Linked DNA regions of Homo sapiens: region 2 is linked to region 1. The links are chromatin loops, found by intact Hi-C in ENCODE. Cell type or tissue: GM12878. All regions are shown on one strand.

What was found. Peaks named below come from ENCODE experiments on the same cell type or tissue, not always from the same donor. Only the 100,000 strongest peaks of a DNase experiment are listed, where the experiment ranks them.
Region 2: it touches region 1 in a loop (4-fold over the local background); 2 of 110 quality-filtered maps call a loop at or near these places.

What each region holds. Positions count from the first base shown.
Region 1 is chr2:62,308,766-62,311,265 of GRCh38, reverse strand. No RefSeq gene overlaps it. Among named protein-coding and RNA genes, the nearest start is that of MIR5192, 100 kb to the right of the region's middle. RefSeq lists an enhancer at 999-1,368. In GM12878, no CTCF peak of the experiment used is centred here; a DNase peak (open chromatin) is centred at 1,395; H3K27ac peaks cover 2,500 bases.
Region 2 is chr2:62,139,680-62,142,179 of GRCh38, reverse strand. No RefSeq gene overlaps it. Among named protein-coding and RNA genes, the nearest start is that of B3GNT2, 55 kb to the left of the region's middle. RefSeq lists an enhancer at 25-114. In GM12878, no CTCF peak of the experiment used is centred here; DNase peaks (open chromatin) are centred at 792 and 1,189; H3K27ac peaks cover 2,173 bases.

The sequences.
Region 1 (2,500 bases):
GGTTGGCCCATTGCACTTCAGTGCAGAGCCTGGAGCCAGAAGGGAGGCCCTGCCATTGGTCAGCAGGGCAGCTCGCCTCACAGCTTCATTTGGACAAGAGTCGCAGACAAGCTCAAGGGTCTAGGGGAACCAGGTTTGGAGATGTTAGACTGGGAATGGGCTAGCTCAGAATCAATCTGAATGATATGACATTGTTACAGGCTGGGTTGAATTATGTTCCCCCAAAGGATATATGCTGGCCCCCAAACCTGTGAATGTGGCCTTATTTGGGAATAGTCTTTGCAGATGCAATCAAGTTAGGATAAAGTCATACTCAACTAGAGTGGTCCCTAATCCAATGACTGGTGTCCCTATAAGAAGAGGAAAGTTTGGACACAAATACACAGGGAAAAGACCTCATAAAGATGGAGGTAGAAATGAATATGATGGGTCTACAAGGCAAGAAACGCCAAGGAATGCCAGGAACGATAAGAAGCTAGAAGAGGCAAGGAAGTGTTAAAGCAAACTATATATGTCCTGAGAAGGACTCTGTACTTCTATATTTGAGTCCTTGTGGATGAACTGTAACCTAGCTTAATAGTCAGACAAAATTGAAAACCTAATTTAGGAGTATGCGCCTGTAACAATAACTAAGTCTTGGCCAATCCCAGAGGCTATACTTCAACCATTCATACTCTGCTGAGTGTTCAAACTACGTTCAAATAAGGCAAACACTGAGCTGTAACCAATCCGGTCATTCTGTACCTCACTTCCAATTTCTGTACATCATTTCCCTTTGTCTATAAATCTTCTTCCACCATGTAGCTGCGCCGGAGTCTCTGTGAATACGCTTGATTTGGGGGCTGTCCGATTCACAAATTGTTCATTTAATTAAACTCAATTAAACTCTTAAATGTAATTCAGCTGAAGTTTTTCTTTTTTCAGAAGGCCCCTCTCCTAGAGACTCTAGAGAGAGCATGGCCCTGCCACCACCTTGATTTCTGACTTCTAACCTCCAGAATTGTAAGAGAATAGATTTCTGTCATTTTAAGCCACAGTTTGTGGTACTAACACAGACACCTTCTCCTCTGCCAAAAATAATAATTCATGTGATGGGATAAAAATGACTGGCGAGTTCCCAACCTTTCCCACCCCCATGGCCCCTAATGAGGGTCCTGGTTACACTCTCCTCAGTTCCTCCTGGAGCCCACCCTCCAAGGAAGGAGCCCCGCCCTGCCAGCCATTTGTGAGATAAAAATCAGAGGAAACGGAAACTGAGAGCCAGACCGGGAGCCCCTGCAGCAAGTGAGAGCCATGTGTGGGAGAAGACGGAGGGGGACGTGCAAGAAGAACTGTGCCTCTCACATGGCCACCGTGAGAATCGAGTGCAGTCTAACGAAGGACTACGTTCACTTATCGGTGTGAGAAACACACGTGAAAGACTTGAGTTATTTTGAAATCACGTTTTGTTTCATGGTCTTTTGACCGCATCGCAGCTCCAGCACAGAGCTGAGCCACGTGGACCGAGGCTCTGTGAGCTTTCCTCTCCTCCCCATCACTGAATGCTTTCTGCCCTCCAGGCCCCTGCTAAGTGCTTGGCAGACTCCTCTCCTGTCCTCACAGCAACTCTAGAAGGACAGTGCTGTTTTAGATGACAAAACTGAAGCCTCACAGCAAACCTCAGTGAAATAGCCAAGGTCTAAAAGCTCAGATTACCTCATGCCTAGCTCAGAACTATTAGAATAATAATTGAAGCAGCAAGGAGCCTTGAGGCGACACCTAGAAGCTGGCAACCAACCCTACTACTGGTCTATGCTCTTGGGACAGCCTTGCCTCCTGGGATAATGGCAGCTCTGTTACCCTCCAGGAGATAGAGAATGGTGTGTTTCTGGCATTGAGGCCTAGCCAGGCCAGGGTGGGCAGAGGTGGCTGCTATACAATGGGCTCTGGAGCCAGACCGACAGGGTTCCCCCCAGCTCTGCCACTCTCTAGCTATATGGGCATGTTATCTGACCTCCCTGGGCCTCTGTTTCCTCATCTGCAAAATGGGGATAATAATAGTTGCCACCTCAGAGGGCAGTTGTGAGGATTAAGTGAATTAATACAGTATGTGACATGCTTAGAACAGCACTGGACACAGTAAGCCCTTAATAAAAGCTAGCTCTTGTGATTATTGAAAAACATGATGCTCTACTCAGATCTGACAAGACCTTAGCTACAAAAAATATAAATCATCAAGCAGACTGTCTGATATGTGTATTTTTATTAAGTGTAAGAATGAACCTCGGCTGGGTGCAGTGGCTCACGCCTGTAATCCCAGCACTTTGGGGAGGCCAAGTTGGGCAGATCACTTGAGATCAGGAGTTCGAGACCAGCCTGGCCAACATGGTGAAACCCCATCTCCACTAAAAATACAAAAAATTAGCCAGGCATTGTGGTGCATGCCTGTAATCTCAGCTGCTCGGGAGGCCAAGGCAGGAGAATTGCTTGAACCCGGGAGGTTCATTCGTGACCCCTCTAT
Region 2 (2,500 bases), 170 kb after region 1:
TCCAGCTATGTTTAGCTTTGTTTGACTATCTTCCATGGGAACACAACTGCATTAGTGTTCCTTTTCTCAGTTCTCCATTTCAAAAATTTTTATTTATTTATTTAATTTCTGAGAGGGGGTCTTGCTCTGTCACCTAGGATGGAGTGCAGTGGCACAAACACAGCCTCACTGCAGACTCGACCTCCAAGTTCAGCCTCCTGAGTAGTTGGGATCACAGGCATGCACCACCATGCCTGGCTAATTTTTTTATTAGTAGTAGAGACAGGGTCTCCCTATGTTGCCCAGGCTGGCCTTGAACTCCTGAGTTCAAGCAATCCGCCCGCCTCAGCCTCCCAAAGTGCTTGGATTATAGGCGTGAGCCACCGTGCCCCGGTATCGGTTCTCCATTTATAACAACTTGTCACCAAGAACCCGAGACCCAAGCTTGGGTCAATGGTTGTCCAGCTAGGATGAGAATAATGTGCTGGCTATCTGGGTACTGTGGACAGCCTGGAAGCCCCATGTGGCAGCCAACTTACTCATTTTGCACACTGCACCCAGAGAAGGGTGGCACTGAGTGGAAAGTGAGGCCAAGGTCATCACAAACAGCATCAGGCTCTACAAAGAGTGACAGCAACCTGAAGCACAGAGACAGGTCTAACATGGATGCAGGATGTAAGTGACGTTGGACCTAGTCTTAGGTCACATCTGCATACAAAAATCCTCACTACAGGAACTGTCATTATTTAAACACATGAGCAAGGACACAGATTTTTGAAATAAGCACTTATTCTTTTGAAGGGTCTAAAAGGTAGAATGTAGAGATGGAAGACAGTAGACCTGAAATTCCTTCCTGACCACGGCCTTGTACAAATCTTCTGCCCTGTCTGTCCAGATGTTTCCTCATTTTTGACCAGATGCTAAAGCCTCCAAATCAGTCATTCTGAGATCCATGCCAATTCTTAGCCATGATTCTAAAAATAGCCAGAATAGAAATAATATACAATCCTCATATTTATGCTTACTTCTTTAATACAAAAACAGTGTAATAACAGCATGAAGGAAATAATTTAATGATTTTAATTTTTCAGCCTAAAATTATTTTAAACTAATGGTTTCACCTTGTTCCACTTGAGTAATCAAATTCATATTTTCCCCCTTGCCATCTCTCCCCCACCTGCATCCTGTGAATCAACAGAAGTTAAAACCCTAACACCAGTGGGAAACAGAAACTAGCCAAGAGCATGTAAAACAGAAACAAGACAGGCGTGGTGGTGCTGAGGTGGGAAGATCACTTGAGCCCAGGAGTTCAGGCTGCAGTGAATAATGGTTGCACCATTGCACTCTAGCTTGGGGGACAGCGTGAGACCCTGTCTCTATATTAAATTTTAAAATATAATAAAAGAGAAAGAAAATGCCTAATTACAGTTCTTGGTGAATAAATGATGTAAATGCCCATATTTTACTACCTGCTCACGTATAGCGTTAGTATTGTAATCAGATAGTTTATGTACCAAACTTGTAAGTTATGCCAGTTGGGACCATTTATCTAACAGGAAGCAGGCCCAGGCAGGTTCCTTTGCAACAAAGGATGGTTCAATGTTGCATACAGTTGAGTTGCCATGAGAGACAATTATGGCCATCCCCAAATAAGGAAAACTTGATTGCACTTAGATAAAAATTGCGATTTTTCAAATTTTGAGGTCAAAACCTGTATACTCTACAACTAGAGGTAAGCTTAAGCTAATTATGTTCTATTTGAGTCTTCCCTTCTGCTGACTAAATCACCATTTAAAATATTTGTAAACCTTGGTTGTAAAGTTGGACACCTAAGAATTCAAAATAGCAATTGTCCCACAAAGCCCCATCCCTTCCAGTATTGTGTTCTTTTAGGAAAGTATTCAATTATCTCTCAGCTGATCCTAAGATTCCTTCTATATCTTGTCCCTTTCATTTGTTTAGATATTTACTATACACTTTGAGGCTGGGTGCAGCGGCTCATGCCTGTCATCCCAGCACTTTGGGAGGCCGAGGTGGGTGGATCACCGAAGGTCAGGAGTTTGAGACCAGCCTGGCCAACATGGTGAAACCACGTCTCTACTAAAAATATAAAAATTAGCTGGGTGCGGTGGCGCATGCCTGTAATCCCAGCTACTCGGGAGGCTGACACAGGAGAATCGCTTGAACCTGGGAGGCAGAGGTTGCAGTGAGCAGAGATTGCACCACTGCACTCCACCCTGGGCGACAGAGTGAGACTCCTTCTCAAAAATAAATAAATAAATAAAAGGCTGGGCATGGTGGCTCACACCTGTAATCCCAGCACTTTGGGAGGCCGAGGCGGATGGATCATGAGGTCAGGAGTTCAAGACTAGCCTGGCCAAGATGGTGAAACTCCGTCTCTACTAAAAGTAAAAAAAAAATTAGCTGGGTGCGGTGGCAGGTGCCTGTGATCCCAGGTACTCAGGAGGCTGAGGCAGGAGAATCGCTTGAACTCAAAGGGCGGAGGTTGCAGTGAGCCAAG